Linked DNA regions of Homo sapiens: all the other regions are linked to region 3. The links are chromatin loops, found by intact Hi-C in ENCODE. Cell type or tissue: Calu3. All regions are shown on one strand.

Region 1 (8,000 bases), 410 kb before region 3:
TGGGGAAGTACTAGAGGAATCTTTGTAGTATGTACTTGCTGTTGTATTATAGGATCGTTCCTCCTGTAAACTTAGATATCTCCTTTTTCAGTGGTATACAGACTTTAAAATTGACTCAGGCATGAAAACTGAGCAAGAGATTGAGACTTCATATCTGGGTTATTGTCCTCAACCTATTGCTCCTTCACTTTTGACTTCTGATTGTAGATATTAAATAGAAAACTGGGTAATTGCCCTGCTATTTGTCCCTAGGGATGCCACGTTCCATTAACTATCTACACAACCACCTGTGGGTCAAGACTTCTTGAGTATCCCTTGACATTGACAGTCATTATAAAAATTATCACCCCTCTGCCTTTGGATAGTTAAATACTACCACTACCAATAACAGCAATTTCTTTTGGGACCCATCATCCCCATTGTGCCATTTAATAAGCCAATTTTGGGTTCTAAGGCTGCCTGTCCTACTGGCAGCCTTGACTTACCTATGAAGCAACAGTGAACTTCATGATATAATTGCCAGTACCTTTTTCACCAGCATGTTTTTGGTGATCTTGGTGAAAGTTGTGTCCTCTGGGTCTTCTTCTGGAGCATAATGCTGTGGTGACTCATATAATATAATTATTTCAGCTAGCCCATATTTCTAAACCATATTATGATTTCTTCTACTATCTGACATTTCAACCCAAACATCTTTTACTTTTGCTCAGCATTAGCCTCCACTTACTCCATTCTTCTAACATCTATTCTAGTCATAAATTCTCTGTATCCCATGGAATATCTGCCAAGGTGTTAAAGCCTATGTCCCAGATATGTTCCTCTAAGTTGATTTATTCTTGTTTATCCACTCTTATATTCTAGTTTACCTAAAAATTTGATGATATATTTAGCTTGTCTTTACTGATGCCTATTTTCTCCTTTGGTAGTCATATTGAATAGAGTCTAAGTTTCTCAGTATATCTATCTTTGTCTTTCTTCTCTATCTCTCTCTCTCTCTCTCTCTCTCATACCCTTTTCTCTAACAATATCTAAGAAAACAAAATTGATAGGTTTCTCAGCTTAAGGCTATTCTCTGCCTCTTTAGATTTACTATGTAGGAGTCAAACCCATTTCCAATCACTGTGGGCACATAAATTCTCTAATAGCTATTTTCAAGTTTGCTTTTCTTAGTTTGAGATAAAGAAGTAGGAAACTTACTCCTTTCTTTTGAATGGGGGCAGACATCATTAATCACATCAATGTGACAATTATCTCTAAATAAATCATTTACTTCAGATCCTCTGTAATCTTCAACTTTAGACCCTTTCATAATACCCATGTGTTTGAGGACTTTAAGAGTCATCTAAGCCCTTCTCTCATACTTAATTTTTCAATGTTAACTTTAGGTTAGTACCTCACTTCAGGTTATCCATATGCATTTATCTTGATGTTTCAAGGTACTTCAAATTTAACATCAGTTACAATTGCATGGAGTAATTTTAGCACTTTCAGTTAAGTGACAGATTGCAATGAGTATGAGGTAAAAAATGGAGAAAGCAAGAGTAGCCTACTTTGTCAAGAGTGCTTACTGTTGCTAGAAGGGGATAGGTAAACCAGTATATGAAGAAGTAATGGAGTTTCTCAAGGGAGATTGTTTTGTTTTGCTTTATTTTTTAAATGTAGGCAATTAAAGTATGTTACATTATTTTGAGAAGGAGCAAGTCAAAAGAAAAAGATTGTTGATAAAAGAGAGAAGATAATGTATAGTCCATAATCCATATATATATACACATATATATATATACATATATGTGTGTATATATATATAGAATCATTAGGATTCAGAGTACTGACAATGTAAAGGAAAAGCTAAGGAGAAAAACAGACAGGTCATATATATATAAGCAAGTTAGTAAGACTGATAATCATTCCTCTTTTATTTCTTCTCCTTTCACTCTAAAGTTGAAGTTGAAAGCATCTCAAATGATTGAGAGATAATTTTAAAAGGAAATTGAAATAAGTTCCCTGGAGTTTGGTAATTTATCAGTCATCAACTGTCTGATGTTTTCTTCTCCTCAGAAAAAAAAATAAAATAAACCTAAGAAGCTGCCTGAAGCTATCAGTGGTTATATGGTGTGGAGTCAGGATGGAAAACATTGTACAAGCTGCACTTCCATTTGACATTATAATAATATGTGAGCTACTTAAGAGGTAGAAAGCAGAAAAGTATGTAGCTAAGAGATATGGGAGAATTAAATCTAAAAAAGCTGCACTTCTGAAAAAGGGGAATGGGTAAATCCTATGAGCGATGGTAGATGGGAGATGGGGTGCAGTCATTAAAGATAGCCAAAGTATTGGTGTTTTATTGAGTTTAGCATGGGAGAGTGTCTCTGCAAAACTCACTAATATGCTGTATGAAATAATTTGGATGCTTGTCACAATGCAATGGAGAGCATAAGGGCCAACAAGAGTCAGCCAAAAAGTAGTTAAAATCAGCATAACAACATAAAAATATCTAATACATTTCCCTCTCCTCAAACTTGGAGTACAGATAAGATTCAGATTGGGGAAGAAAATGAAGCCAGAAGAGAGAAAAAACAATAGCTAATAGCCTTTCCTATTGTTTAGCCTCTGATTTTAATAAAGGGAAACAGGAGAAGACTTGAATGGAGTATACTCCATGTAATTATTTATATTTACATTTACATTTTGTAACTTAAAGCTTTTTAACACTAAAAATTGAAAACTAGTCGTCTATATTTCCTTTACTGCATTCATTCCTGCATGTAATCAATAGATATTTAAGCTCTACTATGTGGCAGATACTGGGATATGCACTAATGGCATAAAGATAAATAAGAAACATGTTGGTTCTTGAGAAAACTATAGAGGGATATATTTAGCAAACTCAGTTGTTGGTCAGTTATACCTAAGAAAAACGTACTAAGAACAACTTTCTAAAAGAAATAAAGCATGAGTAACATCTTAAAAGATAAGTAGAATTTCAGCAACTAAACTTAAATGATTTATTCAAAGAAAAATGCAGAAAAATTTCAAGCAAAGTGTTCAATGTGAATAAATAATAATAGACATATATAACCTCTATAACCTGGCTCTAGTTTGTTTAGAGAAAGCTTGTCCAACCCATGGCCTGTGGGCTGCATGTAGCCCAGGATGGCTTTGAATATAGCCCAACACAAATTTGTAAACTTTCTTAAAACATTATGCACCACTGCCTTTATTTTTATTTTTTATTTTTTTCAGCTCATCAGCTATTGTTAGTGTTAGTGTATTTTATGTGTGGCCCAAGACAATTTTTTCTTCAGGGAAGCCAGAAGATTGAACACCCTTGTTTAGAGCAAGAGTCAGCAAACTTTTCTGTGAAAAGCCAGAAAGTATTTTAGGCTTTGCAAGTAAAATGGTCTTTGGTGCAACTACCCAACTCTGCCAATGTAGGCAAAAAGCAGCCATAGAAAAAACATAAGTAAATAGATATGGCTGCATTTCAATAAAATTTCACGTATAAGAACAGTTGGTAGCATGGGTTTGGTCCTCAGACTATAGACTACTGATCCCTCTTCTAGAGCATAGAAGCATCGTTTTAATTTTAGAGTTTGAGGTGCACTTTTGAAATCACTTTTACAAAAATCATGACTGTGATAGAGATTTAACATCGCTAACTCCATCTTGCTTCTAACCTCACCAGTTAACTGCTTTTGTTAACTTTAAAAGACTAATGATAGTAATACCTTCCTGAAACTAACTTCCTTTTTGCTTGTGGACTAAAACCACCTCTGTAAGACTAATGAAAGTGTTATTGGAAAGGGGTCCTGATCCAGACCCCAAGAGAGCATTCTTGAATCTCATTCAAGAAGGAATTCTGGGTGGATCCACAGTGCAAAGCAAAAGCAAGTTTATTAAGAAAGTAGAAGGGTGAAAGATTAGCTACTCCATAGATAGAGCAGGGCTTTCTCAAAAGAGGAGGAACGTGCCCACCCTAGGTACAATGCTTGTTTATATATAGGATAACAAAAAAATATCATAGGGAGATGTGCTCTACTACAAGGGTTTGTGATAAAGGATTAACTTTATAATTACTATGTTTTGCAAAAATTGATATTATCTTTAAAGCAAAATTAGGAATGTTTTTGTTCTCAAGATATTGGGGTATCAGGACTTTCCTGGGACTGGGTCTGTTTAGTAAACATTATTGCTCAGTTCCCTTAACCATAAACATCTAGAGGCTGGGAATGCCTAGTCTCCTGGGAACCCAGCCCAGCAAATCCCAGCCTTATATTTTCTAGCCCTCATTCAAGATGGAGTATCTCTAGTTGGAATGCCTCTGACAAAAGGCCAAAGGTTAAGATTATGGGAGAAGCCTCAATTCTACTAAGATGTAGGCATAGTTAAACAATAACCAGCTATTGTTCCCTAGCTTGCTTTTCTATTATTGCCCAAGACTCATGTAGCCGTGGGTACAAGATTAATCGTTTCCTTAATTGCTTCTATAGATAACATCACTATTTTCAAAACCTAAGACTGATCTTTGAGATATTTTTCAGGCTTTTTCATTTGGGTAAATGAACTGACTCCAGCCAGACTTGTGACTCATACCAAGGAACTCACTCAACTGGTCCTGTGACCTCACCCAGAAACTGACTCAGCACATGAAGACAGTTTGGATATTCCTATAATTTCATCTCCAACCAATCAGCAGCACCTGTCATCTAGCCCCCTGCCCTCCAAATTATCCTTAAAAACCCTAGCCTCCAAGCTCTCAGAGAGGCAGAATTGAAAAAAATCTCCCATCCTTCCACTCCCCTTGAAATAATTAAACTCCTTCTCTTATATGAAACACTGTCTCAATGAATTGGCTTTATTTGTGCAGGGAGCAATAAAAACTCCTTGGGCTGTAACATTTTGGTGACAAACTGGATATGCTGATAGGCATTATGAAGATTGGAAGGTGAATGCTCTGTGGAATATTTCTCTCTAATCAGATATTTGCATCCTAAAACAACTAATTACACCTCCAAACCTATTTCCCATATCAATCAATGATATCCCCTTATATTAGTCAGAGAATATCAGAAGTACTTTTTCTTCTACAGTTCATAGCTTATCTTACTTTTATACCTTAGCAGCATCATTAATATAACAGAGGAAACTCAGGAAAGAATATTTGATATGAAAGAATATTAAGGACTATACATAGCTTTTGTGTTCTAAGAAATTTAAATACATAATATAAAAATTCCTTGATCTAGAAGGCCTTGGTGCTGCCTTAGGAAGTTTGCCACAGGAAAACTCAAGAAATGTTAGGAATGGTTGTCCTACCCACCCCCATGTGTTCAGGCCACTGTGTACTGTGAAATGGACAGAGAGGGTGGTTGGGAGGAAAAATGTAGACATTGCTGTAAAAGAAGGGACCCTATTCAGAGAAGGTTTGCAAGGTAGCTCTTCAACATATTGAAAAATAATCCCTAAACTAGGATAAAGGAAAACATAAAATGCTTTTCTTTTCCACAGGGTAAGAGTACTATAAAATGTAGAAATCTTGACCTTGTAGGAATGGAAAGGGGGTATGTCTTTTATCATAAAGGGTGACAGTCAACACTTCTCTAACAAAAGATCAGTTAACAAGAGAAAAGAATAGCAGATTTATTTGATAATAGCTTTCTAAGATATGAAAGTCTTCAGAATAGTGACCCAAAAGATACAGGGAAAACTGTTCAGTTTTTACACTTTGGGTTTTATGAAGCAGGGGCAACTGTGCAGATATGTGATTGAACAAAAGAGTCTGAGCTAAGCAGATTGAGTGGGAAAACTCAACAAGATCTGTGTGCTCAGTAATATTCCTCTTTGATTCTCCCATAAAGGAAAAAAAAAACCAGAATTCCCCCACACTTATTTTGCAAAAGAGAAGATTACTCCTGGACACTGAGCCATTGCAACACCCTCTTCCAAGTGAAGAGCTGTTGCTAACGTTATGCATCAGCCAGATTTCCACAGAAAGGTAAAACGATCTTGGCCATCTGCAAAGGACTGTCCCAAGAGATCAATTATAGGCAAATTCCTTGTTGGTCTCCCATAAACGAGGACATTTCAATGGTAATTTTAGGTCTAGAATCTAAGTCTAGCTCCTAAAACTAAAACCTGTTCAATTCCACACTGAAAATGTCCATTACAAGCTTACCTTCCCAGATGCAGAACAAAGTCAAGACTCATTCCTTCACCTCCCCAGAGATGTTTACGTAATCGACTCTTCCTTTACTACCTTTTTCTCTTAAGACACTTACTTTATCTCATGTAAAATGTGTATTTACTGGGGACTAAATAAAGTCTCCCAGGAATGTAACTATTTGTTTTACCACCTACCTGCTCCTCTACCTGTATGCCTTCCCCCACTTTAAGAAAATGAGCAAACACTAAACCTCCTGAAAAATATCTTTAGAAAAACAGTCACACATGTGTCTGTGGCATGTGTTTTCTGGGACATACCCTAAAGATGGCTTAATAAAAACCTTGATGATTGAAACATATGCCCTAGTCACTCTATTTGGTTGTCACTTTTTATAGCATTTCTTTCGCCTAGGTAGGGGACAGGACTCCTCTGGAATAAAGGCCTTGATTAATTTAAGGGCAGCTGTTACATAGAAAATCTAGGGAAGTTTAGAATAATATTTTTAGGTTTTACAGCTGGCTTTGGGGAAAAGGGGGTCTGGTTTCTATGATCCATCTTGGTGAAGAGGAATTCTAGTTTCTATGGCTTGACCCAGGAAGGAATGAGGGGCAAGAGACAGGAGGGCAAGAGAAGGTCAGAAAGAAACTTTGCTTCTGAGACCTCCAATCTGCAGTATCATTTTCTGAGCCCCAACACCACTCTAACTACCAATAGCTCAGTAGCATTACAAGACCCCACCACTTACCCAAAGGTAGCTTTTGGGTCAGGGTTTCTGCACTGTAATTGCTTCTTTGGTCACCAGAAAGATGTTACAGGACCCCACCACTCACCCAAAGGTAGCCATTGGTCAGGGTTTCTGCACTATAGTCCCTTCTGTGGTCACCGGAAATACATTACAGGGCCCCATCACTTACCCAAAGTTGGTGGTTTCCTCACTATAGTCCCTTCATGGTCGCCAAAAATATGTTACAGGAAAGGGATCCCAATCTAGATCCCAAGAGAGGGTTCTTGGATCTCACACAAGAAAGAATTCAGGGCAAGTCCGCAGTGCAAAGTAAAAGCAAGTTTATTAAGAAGTAAAATGGTGAAAGAACAGCTACTCTACAGAGTAGGACATTCCTGAAAGTAAGAAGTGGAATGCGTCCACCCTAGGTACAATACTCATATATGGGGAGATGTGCTCTGCTACAAGGGTTTGTGATAAAGGATTAATTTTCTTAATTACTATATTTTGCAAGAATCAATACTATTATCTTTAAAGCAAAATTAGGAATGCCTTTGTTCTCCAGATATTGGGATATCTGGACACTCCCAAATCTGGGTCTGTTTAGTAAACATTGTTAATTTGTTCCCTTAACTGTAAACATCTAAAGGTTAGGAACACCTAATTTTCTGAGAATGCAGTCCATCATTCTCAGAAATGCTGAGAATGAGTCTCAGCCTCATTTTCCTAGCCCTCACTCAAAATGGAGTCTCTTTGGTTCGAACACCTCTGACAATAATAGTACCAGTACTTGTGAATCTTAAAAAAAAAATTGTCAGGAGTGGAGAAGAAATTTTAGGAGAGAAAAGAGATGCTGAATTGGCTTAGCAAAACTACAGCCTATAATTTTCTTTTTTTTTTCTTTTTTTTAGAGACAAGGTCTTGCTCTGTCACCCAAGATGGAATACAAAGAAATGGCATGATCGTAGCTCACTGTAGCCTCAAACTCCTAGCCTCAAGCAATTCTCCTGCCCCCGCCTCCAAGTAGCTAGGACTACAGGTATGTGCTACCATGCCAGGCTACTTTGTTTTGTTTTTGTTTTTGTTTTAGAAACAGGGTCTTGCTATGTTACC
Region 2 (8,000 bases), 160 kb before region 3:
ATTAATAGTTGAGAGTAGAAAACACGTTTCCTCATTTCCCTTTCAGTGCTCTTTCTACTTCACCAGTTAACTACTCTAAATATTGACAAAATATATGACTATCTCTGACAGGTTATAATTATTTATTAATTATGCATTAAATAAAACAAAAAGGAATTTTGGTATACTGTCAGAGAACAAGCTCTTTAATGTAATTTTATTTTGAAAAGATTTTTTAGAGGAAATGAAGTGAAGAACATTCTCTAATTTAACCAAAAGACCAGTATAATCAAACTCCTACATCTTCTTTGGATTTCTGGGATCCTATCTATGTAGAATCGAAATTGTCCTGCCAATCACAGCTCAGAACTGGGTTACAAGCTGCTGAAATCAATTCATGCCTCACCCACTTTGCTTCCTATCTTAGAAAGGATGCCTTAATCACCGTAATGGTAGGAAACTTTTTTCTGATACCTCTTTCTTTGTACTATGAAACTCTCAATCTTCCTGTGCCACAAATGTCACTTAAAATTAACTATTTTCTCTCAGTCGTAATGGTCTCCTTTCTCCTCTTCTCCTTCTCAAGTCATCTATTCCATTTTGTTCAGCTTCTCCTTTAATATGAGATTACGTTCCTATTTGGGGAAAGGAGTGGGGAAAGACTGTCAAATTGTCCTGATTTTGCGAAAAAAAAAATGGCGATATAAAGACAGCTGTTGCTTTTTGATGTTTCTATTTCTGGAAAAAAAAAATAAAAGTTTGTAAGGCTAATGGTACATGCCCTTAAATTATTTGTCTCACTGATTCAGGAAAGTCACAGTTCTAGGACGCAGACTGTAGGGCTTGAGATTGACAGAGGTTCCAGGTTGGTAAAGCAGATATATTTACAAACTGTCATAACCATTAGCATACTTTATCACTTGTTGATTTTAGTCCCACCAATTAATTAAGCTGCATATATAAAACCAGAGGATGTCTGATTTAGTCAATTCAAATAAAGGCTAAATTAAAAAAAAAAAAAACCTTAGTCAAATCAATTGTTGACACTATTGACTAATAATAATATTTCTAAAATATTTCACAGTTTCTTAAAAGTTAGAATAAATGTTACCTCCTGGGTAAAGCCAGGCAGTATTTCTAGTCTTATTTAACATTTGAAGAAACTGGGATTAACCGGGTTTAAGTGATTTAATAAGAAAGAATATAATCATTGGAGGATACAATATAGATTTAATGACTTAATAAGGGGTTAAAATAATTATCAAAATTGGAATATAGGCATAAATATCTTAACTTTGATTCTAGTGTTGTTCCTACTGCTTCCGGCTGCCTCATGTCAAGAAGTTCTCATGGCATGTTTCACTGGCTCAAAATCATATTAGATTAGGAAAGAAATACCTAAGACATGTATGATTATACAGTAAAACTAGATTGCCTGAATGTCGGAAAAAATGTGGGCATTTTATTCCTTATAGTATGCCCATATTACTTAAAGTATGTATCTCTCTTTGTGAGAGATGATCAAACTCAGCTCAATGATTAAATGCATTTCAAATGCTAAGTTGCAGTATATAGCAAGCTGAAAATCACCTTCCAATTTGTCTACCACTCTAAATCTAGGGACCTTAGGGTAAATCGTGCTGTAATCCAGAACATTTTTTCAATTAGCTTCTTTTTCACTCTAGGAAAATATTCTTTGATACCAGAGCTGTATCTCTACCAATTCTCTTTACCAATTACTATGCCCTTACCCTAAGAGGCCCTTTTGAGCTGTAAGCATTCTTGGGAGAAAGATATGCCCATGAGCTTTACATTCTGCATATTATTAAATTAGGTATTATATTACTTTGCCTATAAAAGCACTCTTTCCAAAATTGTCAAGTCATTCTTTTTATCTGAAATGGTACAAGAAATACACCATTTTTAGATTTAGTTTTAAAAGGATATAGCTTTTAAAGAGATGTAAACCTTTACAACTCAATCTTTGAAGTCCCATTTTGCTTTCTACCTTTACTGACATTTCTTGATTTCTTTAAATATTGTGATGAGACATACTTGTACTTAAAAACAATGAAGCAATGCTTTCAAAGGAAAAACTACTCCACACACCATTGTATAGCTACATAGATTTTATTTCTTCTTCTAAAAAAAAAAACCTATCACACCAGAGGGATTGCAACAATAAGTCAATAATTCCTTAACATTTATGGAGGAAGTTAGTTACAAAATGCTGCTGCATGGTGTGTCTGTGAGTCGTATTTGAAGAGACATTATTGGGCACTATTTTACTCTATTTGGAATATTTTCTTCCTAAATATGATTTCCACAGATCTGGAAAGAAATTCACAATATATAAGTTGATATCTTTCTAGTTTACCAGATGAGGGGGAAAACTGAGACTTGAAACAACTCAAATGAAAAGGCATTTTTGAAGCTTGCTATATGCTTATACTCATCCCATCATCATTTATTCATTTAACAAATATTTATTGGAAACTAATTATGTGTCAGGCAATAAGACAGGCCTTCAGGGTACATCAATGAAGAAAGAAAGTTTATTTTTTCAGAACTGACAAGTATAACAGGAAATACAGACAAGTTTACAGTTATAATGAGAAAGACATTATAACAAGAGTAGATTCAGAAAACAGTATAACCGGATAAAGAGGTATAGAAACCAGATTAAAGGAGTTAAAGAAGGCTATAAATAAGGAGAATGACTCAGGAGTATGATTTAAGCATGCAAGAGAGAAAGGGCCAACCATTGTAAGAATGTGGAGGTTGAAGTATGATAATTTTTAGAAAGTCACAGGTTTGGTATAAAAGCACTGGAATGATCTTTGGGCACAGGTAGTTACTACATGGTTTTAACTAAAAAGGTGAAGGAGTTTGAGAGTATTCTCAATAGTAGCTGGTGACATAAATTAGTACTAAGTGGAAGTGAGAGAGAGAAGATAAGAAATCAAAGAAATTAACCTTGTAAGGGGGGAAAATAAAAGATAGAAGAAAATTGATTTTAAAAAGTGGGACATTTTAACTTAAATTTTAAATTAAAGTTTCAGAGTTAGAGCAGAAGGAAATAACTTTTTTTAAAATTTAAGACCATTTTAAAAGAAAAGTAATCAGAACTTTGAAAAGAGACATAGTGGGTTATCCTTCAAAAACCAAAGAAAATGCCTCATTTACAAAAAATATTTCAGGAAACAGAGTAAAATGCTAGAAGACTTCTAGTTAGTATTTTCAATAGTTGTATCTAAAAATATAGAGAAGATTATCATCAAGGGAAAACCAGCTGAAATCTCAAAAAGATTTTTCAGAATTTAAAAACTTAACTGACAAATTATAAGCCACAGTGAAAATAGTAGAGTAAATATTGTAAAAATCGTACCAGTAACATTAAGAGAGAAAAATCAAGAAGTACTCCTAGGCCGGAAGTCAAGGCACATTCCTATAATTCCAGCACTTGCAAGGTCGAGGCGGGAAGATTGCCTGAGCCCAGGAGTTTGAGACTAGCCTGGCAAACATACAGAGGCCGTTTTTTATACAAAACATTTAAAAATTAGCCAGGCATAGTGGTGCACAGTTTTAGTCCCAGCTGCTTGGAAGGCTGTGGTGACCCGTGATTGCACCACTGCATTCCAGCCTGGGTGACAGGGCAAGACCCTGTCTTTAAAAAAGAAAAAGAAAAGTACTCCTAGAATTCAAAGTGAATTAACTTAAAAAAAAAACTTCTTAAATTGAAGAACTTCATATTAAAGTTAAATGGGAGAAGAGAGTTACAATGTGTAAAATCATTATGCAGCATATGCCTTCTTCAAATGAACAACAAAAAGAGAGCACAAGGTATGAAATGGCAATTTACAGATGGCTAACAAAAAGCTAACAAGTATATGTATAGATAATCAACTTTTGCACAGAAATGCAAAATGAAACATAAATTATACTGTTCTTTACATTCATCAGAGGGGTGAATGTTTGAAAAGTAGATAATGTCAAGAGTTAGTAAGGATGCTTGGGGACTGGGAGCTTCATGAATTACTGATAGAATTGTCAACTAGCGGACGGGCACATTGGCTCACAGTGTAATCCCAGCACTTTGGGAGGCTGAGGTGGGCGGATCACGAGGTCGGGAGATGGAGACCATCCTGGCTAACATGGTGAAACCCCGTCTCTACTAAAAAAAAAAATACAAAAAATTAGCCAGGCGTGGTAGCGGGCGCCTGTAGTCCCAGCTACTCGGGAGGCTGGGCAGGAGAATGGTATGAACCCGGTGGAGCTTGCAGTGAGCCGAGATCACACCACTGCACTCCAGCCTGGGCGACAGAGCGAGACTCCGTCTCAAAAAAAAAAAAAAAAAAAGTCAACTAGTATGGCCATGTTGACATGAATTTTGCCAATAATTTAGTGACACATTAACCTAGTATCCCATGCAAACCCAGTGAATTTTGGCAATAATTTAGTGAAATATTAATCAAGTATCCCGCATAAACCAGCTATCCCATTCCTATGTATAAACAGTAGGGCAATTCTTCCACTAGCCTATAGGAAACACATAGGAATATGTCTTAGTGAAGTATTTATAATAGTGGGTAATTTGTGTTTATCATTAGAGGAATATTTATATGATATATGTACACCATGTATTACTATGTCCCAGATGAAACAAATTAATAATATAAACTTTAGAAAGAGAAAAATCTTAAAGCAGAGCATGTTAAGAGAAAAATTAAGAAATAAAATAGTAGATATGACACAATACACTTATGTAAACTAAAAACACATATGAACAAAAATAATAAATATTTTATAAGGATATGTATAGACACATATCCAATAAAATAGATCAAATACTTTAGAGTGAATATCAGTGTTAAAGAAGGGAAATAGCTTACTAAAAGAGAGTAATCTTGTATACATCTATAATGACAGTTCCCCATAAAGAATATGTCTAACTCAAGTGTCTCTTAGTTCCAAAAGGAAAAGCATGAGAAAATAATTAGAGAAATTATAAAATAAATTATGAAAAATAAGAAATACCTATCCAGAGGAGGCAATGAACATACTCATGCATATTATACCTTGACTGTAAATCAAAACATATATTTTATTCTTTATCTATATTACAGAACAAAATAGACAAAGCAAAAATAATTCTCAAAGGAAGAAAATGAAGCAAAATATTTTCTAAGCTGAAAAAAATCCAAAATCTGGCAATCAAAAGAGCTATATGAAAATACAGTGTATTAGATAGGATTGATTGAGTTATATTGCAAACAACCTCCAAGTTAACTATCTTAACCCAACTGAAGTATTTTTCTTGCTTCTAAAAAGTCTGCTAAGGGTCTAGTAACATTTGAGGGCAGCTGTTCTCCACACAGTGGCTGAGTGTTCCAAGCTGTTTCTACATTGTGGCACTCAATTTCAACATGAGCATCCACAATTCATGTGGTAGAGAAATAAAACTCAGAGAATCAAAGACCAACTCTAAAATGCACACGTCCCTTCTGCTCTCAGCCCGTTAATTAGAACTCATGACATGGCCAGTTATCAAGAATACTAAAAAATAAAAGGTTGCATAAGCCCAGGAACAGAGAAGAAACAGATATATGGGTAAGCACAAGTAATACTTCTTCATACAGTATATAAATCTCTTAATTGAGGCAAATTGATAATTTAAAAAATTAGTGAATAAATATTTATAATGATTCATCCAAAATGAAGTTTATGTGTAAGAAAGGAAATCCTTCAACTAGAGGTTTGAATGTTTTCAGTATACTCCAGGTGCATGCATTTATTAACGATGTAATTATTAATAAATAAATAAATTTCTTAGAGTCACAATCTAATTATCCTGAATATAATAGTTGATAATAGTACAAATGTTCTCAGTGCTTACCCTGTGTAAGTCATTCCTCTAAATGTTTTGCATGTATAGCTCATGTAATCTTCACAACCACCTCTGAGGTTGGATTAAGTATCCTCATTTTGTAGTTGAGCATACTCAGAAAGGTTAAATAATTTTTTTGAAGTCACAGAGATACAATAATAGAGTAGCAGAAATCAGAGCCTAGGCAGGTTGACAACATCCCAGCATGAAGCTTTTGTCATCTTATGTCATTCCTATCTTCTCAATGTCACATGATTGTATTAGTCTGTTTTCATGCTGCTGATAACGACATACCTGGGACTGGGAAGAAAAAGGTTTAATTGGACTTACAGTTCCACATGGCTGGGGAGGATTCAGAATCATGGTGGGAGGCAAAAGGTACTTCTCACATGGCAGCAGCAAGAGAAAATGAGAGGACGAAAGAGGAAACCCGTGATAAACCCATCAGATCTCGTGAGACTTATTCAGTATCACGAGAATAGCATGGGAAAGACCATCCCCCATGATTCAATTACCTCCCCCTAGGTCCCTCCCACAACTCGAGGGAATTCTGGGGGATACAATTCAAGTTGAGATTTGAATGGGGACACAGCCAAACCATGTCAGTGATCAACTGGAATAACAAATGAGATTATAAAAGTACTTTACAAATTACAATGCTCCGCACAAAAAATAGATGATTCACAAAAATCTGCAGATACTTTTCTCACATTGTTTGGCTACCATACCTTTGAGTCATCTTATGTCATTCCTATCCACTCAATGTCAGGTGATCAATTGGAATAGCAAATAAAATTATAAAAGTACTTTACGAGTTACAAAACTCTGCACAAAAATAGATGGTTTACAAAAATCTGCAGATACTTTTCTTTTTTATTTTATTTTATTATTATTATACTTTAAGTTTTAGGGTCTGAAGATACTTTTCTTACATTCTTTGGCTACCATACCTTTCAGACATAAAATATTCAGTTAAAAATAAAAACAGTAAGATTTGTTATTTCTTGCCACCCCTCACATCTTAGGATTTTTTCCATCATAGGTATAGATTACTCTTGCCATTATCTTTTTAGAAATAGAGAATTATAAAAGTATACTAATTATTTGAGCTCCACTATAAACAATGCTATCCAGAAAAAGATAAACTTTTCCAAACATCACTTAATCTGTTCAAATCTGTATGGAAATACTTTTTTATTAAAATCTACCATATTAAGCTTGCAAATTTATCCTGTGAAAATATGAGCATTTTACCCATAATTATACTATTTTCATTGTGTCAGACAACTATATTTTGTTTCATAATTTGATTTATTTATGCCAAATAATTGATTTGATTAAGTATTTTCACTTTCAAGCAAATGTTTTGTTTCCTCTTCTTCATATTTCTTTCTATGTCAACCTAGTGAAAGCTACCTCCTTAGATGGGAAGATACCACTCGTAATTTGATAATTACAATTGGTTTGTATCTAACCTGTTAACTGAGAAGTTTTACTGGGCCTCTGCTACTCATGGCCCTTAGAGTCCAGAAGCAGGAGTTAACTCTAATCCTGTAAGCCTTCCTGATCTCTGAACTTTATCCACTCCTTACAAACTATGTTTGAAAACCAAACAATTCATACCAGAACTCATATCTTCTTGTAATATCTTGCTAAAGGCAGCCAATATTAGCCAACAATGGCTCTCATATTCTAGTTCTTCATAACAATTCTCTTCCATCTTTAGGTTCACTGAGCACATGGCTGCCTTCAAAGTTACCACAGGCAACAGCTGCCTTACAGCATCACAGAGCTTTTGTGCCTCCTACTTTATTTTATTTCTTCTTCTTTGTTGACTATCATTCAACTACAAAGTCATAACCACACAGTTTAGATATGTTATGGCAGAACCCCATTATTAATTTTTTTATTAGTTAGAATAATGTTAATAAACATATCTGAAATATGAGTGGCTTGATATAACTACATTTCTTGTGTGTGTAAAAATCCAATTTGTAGGCATTCCAAATTAGAAGGAGGGACTTTTGATATGTACTCAGGATAACAGACAATGTCATATTTAATACATGAGCTAAGGTTACCCTGCACATTGACTTCTGTCCAAGAGAGGAAAAGAGTGTTTGGAGAAGATAAT
Region 3 (8,000 bases):
CCGCCTCCAGAAAATATTCTTTATATAGCAAGCTTTTAGGGCAAAACACGGGCAGCTGGTCATATCTTCAGAGCTTCTTGCCAAGACTGATGATAACTGAGGAGTATAGACAGGTATCTTTATAAGGGGTTATCTATGCCACAATCAATGTTTAATGACCTTACTGCAGCACACCTTGGTATGTGAGGGTCAAACACCAGTCCTTATAGTGGTTTTGCTTCAAGATGCCATCACATTTGCCTTGCAACAGTTTGTTTTCCTACATGAACAATTTTTTTTTAATGGCCTGGTCAGTGATGGTGTCATATCAATAGTCTAGACATGATGGCAGAGAACATGGAAATTATTGTCTTCATTTTAGTTTTATAAGAGTTGAAGATTTTCTTGCAAGTAGGACACAACACAATGACACTCAAATAGATAAAAGTTGGAACTCTTTGTTGCATAAAACTCCAGTGTAGAGCAGCCTGCCAGTCAGGGCCGTACAGGGATTGCTCCCCAGGACAGGGTAGTAGTTAGCTAAGCTGGAGCTGTAAGGGGCATCTAAAGTAATGGCAAGCAGTGTTGAATTAACCCAGTTTCCAGGGCTTCCAGCCCTGTGGATTAGCTAATTGAAATAATTTTAGTTTTCAGCTTCTAGGGCATACGGGCTGTCTCTACAGAGAAGAAGCAGCTTCCTTTCATGCCAGGATTAAAATTCATAGTTGGTTGCTCCATTTATCTGTTCTTCACTTGAGAATTTTGGAGCCACATTAAGGGAGAATCTGAAGGCATTTGATCAAAGTCTGTATCATCATGGATAAACCTTTAACAAATCATACAAATACAGAATTAAAGTTATCCCTTGAAGCTTCAGAGAAATATTTTTAGAACATAATAAAGCAAAATTGTTCAAAGTTAGGACTATAAAGTGTATGGAATTCCTAAATCTGAGTCCTCTATGCATCAACTGCAGACCTACTGTCAACAGATCCCCTGTTAATTCCCAGCGTATTGACTGAAATGGGACACATCCTGATGATGTTATGTGGGAACTCTGAAGAAATGCTCCTCTATTCTGACTGACCTCTCAGAGTGCCATCTATACCCTCATACACACACCTACAAACAAACTTACAAGCCAGATCTCTGCTAACATTTTTACTGGAGATACTATTTATTGCAGTAGATTTGATCACCTATCTTCAAGAGGAGATAAAAGAATAATGGTCATATGTACAACTATGGTGTTTGTTAACTTGTGTATAATATTTCCATAGGAATTTATGAATATATAGAAAGGGTTGAAGTATATCTTAAACATTTGAGGTTGAAATTCATAAGAAAAACCACATAAACATCCTTAATGCCACTATTAGATATTTAACACTGACCTAAATACCCACTGATATTACCTAATTTAGCATATTTTTATGTTCTGATATCGATTTTTTTTAAACAAAACATGTTTGAGAAAATTGCATTGGACAAATTAAACAGCAAGAAAAAAATTCAAGATGATTGCAATAAAGGAGAGATATTTAACTCAATTGAAATAAAAGACGAGACAGTTTTTAAGCACTAGGGTGAGCTACTGGAAAAATACTAGAGGATTTTAGGGAGGAAGCTTCGTCAGTGTGATTAGACCCTCTGTGTTTGCTAATTGGCACTTATTGAAGTTAGGCTCCAATACTCTCACAGAGAGTGGGAGATAGGGGCCCTGTCTTTCTTGATGATTACATTTCAAGGCATGGCTCCTAGGTCCTTGAGAAAGACATTGCTTGGGTTGTAAAACTGGCAAGAAGATTTACATCTAAGAGAGACAAAGAATTTACACTTCCAAGTTTTCTAAAGTAAATGCTCTAAGAAAAGGAAAGTGCAGGAACTTATAGTCAGGAAGAAACCTGTCTAGTCAAGCTGAGGGAAACTTTTAAGCCATCTTGTCACTGAAGGTCACTTGAAAGAGAAATTTTTATCCTTGCAACCACATGATAAATTTTAATTGTTTATTTTCTTAGCTATGTGAACTACTGCCCCTTCACACAATATTCATTCATCAATTTATTCACATACATATCACATATCTATAACCACACACTGGACTGTTTTTTTTTTTTTTTTTTTTTTTTTTTTTGAGACGGAGTCTCACTCTGTAGCCCAGGCTGGAGAGATTGCAAACTTTTATAAGGAATTTAAATACTGAGAAAACAAAGAGAGGAGTAATAAACAAAATTACCCCAGGAGAGTAAGAAAAGTATAGTTGCCAATACACGTTTTCTTGTAAGTTAGGTACATGTTTAATTTTCACAGACTATGATATTTCAAGTGATTTTCAGGTATAACTTACTATTTAAAAAAATGAACTGAATCATTTCACAAAGAGTACATTTTTTTCTAAATCATCTATCTTTTAAATATACATTTAAAAATCAGATGTTTCTGAGGATGAATTCATATTCTGAATTTTTAAAAAAACTTACAGATTTTATAAAACACAGAGCTATATTTTTTCAGATATTTATTTCATTAAAGAAAATGTACTTTGTTTGGCTTTTTATTTCCTGTTTTGTTCCATTCTTGACTTGAATTGCTTTTGTTGTTGAAAACTGACTTTAAATACTATTTTATTTGCTTTAGCTACAAGTCATTTTTTTTTCCTTAAAACAGGAATTGCTTTTGTAATGCACACTTTTTGACCTTTCTTAGTCCATTGTGTTTCTGTAAAGGAATACCTGAGGCTGGATAATTCATAAAGAAAAGAAGGTATCTGGCTCACGACCCTGTTGGCTGAAAGACTGGGCATCTGGCAAAAGCCTCAGGCTACTTCCACTCATCGCAAAGGCAAAAAGGAGCGGGTGTGTGCAGAGACCACAGGACAAGAGGGAAGCAAGACAGAGAGGGGAGGTGCCAGGTTCTTTATAACAACCAGCTCTCATGTGAACAAATACAGTGAGAACTCCTTTAAGGGAAGGCATTAATCTATTCGTGAGGGTTCTGCCCCCACCACCTGAACACCTCCCATTAGGCCCTACCTTCAACATGGGGAGTCAAATTTTAACATGAGATTTTGAGAGAACAAATATCCAAAACATAGCAATTTGTCCATTTTATTTTCCCTCCTAGCTCAGCCAAGCTAAACCACAGATGAATTTGGTTCTAGGTTCTGGTCTTCTTGGTCATTCTAGAAATGGAAAAGTCACTTGGCAGTATGACTTTAAAGGATTCCTGCTGTTGACTAACATATACATATGTAAACAATCCATTATTTATTAATGAAAGTCAGATTCCGAAAAGACCAAACAGAGAAGAGAGGATGAATATCTATCTTTGGAGATGAGATTCTTAAAAGAGATTTTTACGGAAAATGTTTTTAAAACTCATTTATTTTCATTAAATGTACCCACAGTTATTAGCAACGAATACACTGGGATGTAGCAATGGAGATGCAAGAAAAAAAGAAAGGCCATTTTCTGCTTAATTGCAAAACAATAAGAATTTCCCTGTGTCCCTTACATTTTTCAAACACTAAAACTTTTTATATCACTTGGGTCCATTACATTTTTGAAACACTTCAAAACATTTACATAACAATGTGATGGAGTAGCATCACATTGTAATGCTTGGAATGTGTCTAATTCACTTTACAATAACTAAACCAACTAAACATACACTGATATTTTACACCACACATGTATTTATTGAATTTTGCTTCTTGTTATATGAGATATAAAAAAGCCTTATAAATTATTGAATGCCTAACAAAATAACTGAACTTGACGATTTTCTAAAACTACATATAAAAAATTCAAGCTTTCTGAGAGCTAGCCTTTTCATTTGAGTGGTAAGGGGGAACCATTTTAAGACAGAAAACAAGTGAAATTTTTCATATATAAAGGCAAGGTTATTGATTTTTAAAATGGTAGCTGTGATATGATTAGAGTGCCACCTAGTGGTGAAGTGTATTAGACCAGTTGTGTTTCTGCAGTTTCTCACAAGGCAGTTCCCTTATTTTCCATCTGTCTAGGAACGGAGTGAGTTGCATTGCCTGAGTACAAGATAAAGCATTAGGAGATGGTTGTAGTTCTGATGGGAGAGCTTCCAGACAACACAGAAGACAAATATATACAACCTGAAAGCTAACAGTGTCATTTTATAGTTTCTTCAAACCTGGCAGTGTGGAGGTGATTCAGAGAAGCCCCTGAGGCCATCTGGTCATTTTTCCCCACTACCTTCAGGCAGTGATTTTGGCTGTGCAGAATGTCAAAGATTTCACTAATCTACAGAAACAATAGTTTCTTGGCTTCCCTTAGAAACACTTGCCAATACTGAGTCACTCTCACTGCCTGGAAACATGTCCTTATTTCTAATTAAAACTCAGAACGTTATAATCTAAATTATTTTATCTTGTTCTTTCCTCAATGGGATTAGAGAAAGAATTAGACAAAGAGTCTATGGATCATCTAGTTAGAGCTGAAAGAATGCCTAGAGATACAACAGGCCATTTTATAGATGACAAAATAGCAGCTCATTTTTTTAAAGCAAATTGCCTAAATTGGAAGAGAAAATTAATGCCAGGGCCGGGTGAGCATCTAGACCTGACTTAAAATCTAGCAGCCTTTCTACTTCCTAACGGTATGCCACCCTACTTTGGGTATGGTCATCTTGATCATTGCAGTCAAATACACAAGATGTGTGGTTTGCTCTCAGGCTTTCTTCTTAAGATAGTAACACTATTATTCTCTCCTCTGACACTTGTCAGAATTTCCGCCTAGTTATTTTTATTCCTAGTATGTAGTGTCTAGCACAGCATAAGCACACTGCAGTCATCTAATATTTATAGATTAGCCCTTCCCATCTTAGCTACATCTCTAGCCATCTTTCCTTCCTGTTGTGCTTATCTGAGATATGCTCAACAGAAGAAAATAGCCTAAATATGGCCAGGATTTGCAATAAGCATTGTTTCATTTTAAATAAGTTAAGAACAAATCATCCTCATTTTCACAGCCCATCAAGTTGGACTTAAGCAAAGTTTGATATCAGATACAAAATGTGAATACCAACTTCTGTGGATTAAAAATGGCAAGTAATGATTTATTAATGAAAAAATGTAAAATCTTCATATTTTCTTATGGTTTCTGTAAATATAAAGATAAAATCCTTACTGCCAGAAATTACAAATATATTTGGTGGTTCCTCCTACAGGGTATTAGCCATGTTTATACCTATATCCGCCTTTTGCTCATTGACTTGTAATATATATGCCTTTGTTATATGGTTTCTGGGTTTTGCTGTTGCTCCTAGAATCAAATTCCTAACTGTATGTAAAAATATTAATTCATTCAACAAGAGTTTTCTAAAGATATTGGCTGCTTTTAAATGTTACATAAGGTCTTTCAAAGAATCAAGTTACTATTGGTTTTGCTGCTTTTGTTGCCACTTAGAATCGCTGACCTGTAAGACACTTATATCTAGAACCAATTTTTCATTTTGTTGCCAACTCAAACATATATGAAATGGCAGGTAAACACCCTGGCATGAAAGAAGAAGAACACTAAAAAAAAAATCACTGTACTTTCAAGGGACGTGTGAAAGAAAGCTTGTGAAATTGAGTTATATGCAACAAAAACCTGAGTAGGATTACATAAGACCCCTCAAAAATCTCAGCCAAAGAAATTCTCATCTATATCTTACAGCATATTCTATCATGATTGTCTTCATTTCTCTTTGACTGAAAAAAATACATGCAGAGGGATGAGGGGTAGGGAGATGTTGATCAAAAAATACATAATTTTGGTTAAATAGGAGGAATAAGTTCAGGAGATCTATCTTACAACATGGTGATAATAGTTAATAATATATTGTATTATTTTAAAATGCTAAAAGGGTGAATGTAAAGTGTTCTCATCACAAAAATGATGACTATCTGAGGTAATGTATAATTAGCTAGATTTAGTCATTATTGCATATATACTTTGAAACATCATGATGTAAATTTTAAATTCACACAATTTTGTATGTCAATTTAAAAGTAAAAGATAAATACATAAAAAGAGGGGCCTAAAATAAATAGCTTGGGAATGAAGTTTCCTGTAAGAATCCCCTACCCCAAAAAATACGTTTAAAGCCCAATTCACAAAATATTCCTTAATATCTGTAAATCACTTTTAAAGTCTAAAGTTAAGTATAATGTTGAAAAAAGATGTGTAGTTTCTTGTTCAAACAAAACGATTACAAAAACAAATAACCTGGAAATGAGAGTAACTTTTCTTTAACAATCAAATAATTCTTTATTGAATTGAAGATTAATTTCAACTGCAAGGAAAATATCAATAAGTAAGAGCACATACTTCTACCAGTACATCTAGAAAACTGTAATTTAATTATATCAATCTGTTTCCCCCACTACTCTAAGCCCCTGAGGGACTATGTCTTATTATTCTTCATATCTCCATCATTGAACATACTATCTGTCACAAAAATTCAATAAATGTTTGTCCAAATAAACTATACCAAAGTGCTTATTGAATTGGTGATTAGAGTCAGAAAAGCCTTGATGTTTTTTCTCCTCTTAGAAATACAATAATCCACAGAAGTTGGTATTCACATTTTGTATCTGATATCAAACTTTACATAGGCCTGGGATGTAGATGAAAAAATAGTCAAGATTTTGTTTCATTTTGTACATGTTGAATTGAAACTTACATTAATAAAAATGGAAGAAGAAGATTCTTTTTATTCCCCTAATATGTCCCAGAAGTTCCTACCTCTGAGACTTTGGTGACATTTATTTTCTTAGTCCAGTAAATATCTCTCCCTGTCTTACCATCTAGTGTTGTCTACAACTATTATCCAACACTCAAGGCCCAACTCCAATCGTACCTCACCCATGAAGTATAGCATCATGTCTGCAAACCTTGGAATCAAATGGAACTGAGTGTAATTATCCAAGTTTTCATTTTACATCTGTAAAATGTACGTCATTGTGAAGAATACATTTTAAGCCTCTAACACTGTAGCTGAAAATACATATTTCTGGCACTTTATGTTTTGGGGTATACGATACCATAACTGACACCTATATGCATTGAACAAACTCATATAAATCTCTGGACATTTGCCCCAGAATTTACCCTGCTAACTTTATTTACCTGGCTGTTAATGTTTTTGTCATTGTACGCTTGTTTTGATACGTGCCTTCTTATTGAGTTTTGGCTTGGCTTATTGAACTTTATTCCTATAGTCTCCTCAATCCTGTTAATTTGTGGTCATTCTTGGCCTTAGGTGAAAAACTCCTCCTTCATTTCCAACACCTTGTACTATTCCCTTCAGCTCCCCTACTATTAGGAAAGGAGAACTTGGGGAGTAAGCACTGATCTTTGAGCAGTCACTCTCAAAGTGAATCTAAAACCTTGCCCAAATTAGATAGAGACCAAACCTCTCCTACTTATAGAGAGTTTTGATTTCAAGGTAGAAGGCATATACAAGCCAGGAGAAATTCCAGAAAGCTAAGACTTCTAGCAAGACGATTGGCCCCAGCACTGTAGAGCGGTAAAAAAGATGAAAAGTAAAGAGAAGTACTACTCCAGATAATCAGAAAAAGATCAACAGAGGACAATATATTTGAGTAAAGACCAAAAGAAGTCAGGATGCAAATCATGTGATTACCTGAAAGATAAGCAGTTCATGACAGAGGAAAATATATAATTTCTGGACATTGAATCTTTTTTTATGTTCAAAGGGTAACAAGTAGACTAGTGGGATAGAGAAGAGGGAGGCAGGAGAAAGCGTTTAGGAAAAAGGTCAGAAGAGCCAGCTAATATAAGGCCTTGTAGGTGATGGTAAAAACTTGAGATTTTAGACTAAGCATGATGGGAAACTATTAAAAGGTTGAAAACACGAAAGTGACATGAACCAATTTACCATTTGAAAATAACTCTCACTTAAATATGTGTGTAGGATTCAAAATCTCACAAATAAGGAAATCATAAATACAGAGGACAATCTGAAATCTATAAAAACCA

The links. Peaks named below come from ENCODE experiments on the same cell type or tissue, not always from the same donor. Only the 100,000 strongest peaks of a DNase experiment are listed, where the experiment ranks them.
Region 1: a loop joins it to region 3, with 9 times the contacts of the local background. A loop is called at or near these places in 2 of 110 quality-filtered maps.
Region 2: it touches region 3 in a loop (3-fold over the local background); 2 of 110 quality-filtered maps call a loop at or near these places.

Annotation. Positions count from the first base shown.
Region 1 is chr12:87,435,768-87,443,767 of GRCh38, forward strand. It overlaps LOC105369880 (a long non-coding RNA gene), which reads left to right. Exons shown (of 3, transcript XR_945160.2): 3 at 4,542-4,834. Among named protein-coding and RNA genes, the nearest start is that of LINC02258, 330 kb to the right of the region's middle. In Calu3, no CTCF peak of the experiment used is centred here; a DNase peak (open chromatin) is centred at 4,614.
Region 2 is chr12:87,684,041-87,692,040 of GRCh38, forward strand. No RefSeq gene overlaps it. Among named protein-coding and RNA genes, the nearest start is that of LINC02258, 81 kb to the right of the region's middle. In Calu3, no CTCF peak of the experiment used is centred here; a DNase peak (open chromatin) is centred at 3,561.
Region 3 is chr12:87,844,515-87,852,514 of GRCh38, forward strand. No RefSeq gene overlaps it. Among named protein-coding and RNA genes, the nearest start is that of LINC02258, 80 kb to the left of the region's middle. In Calu3, a CTCF peak has its summit at 3,923 (motif pointing left); a DNase peak (open chromatin) is centred at 3,947.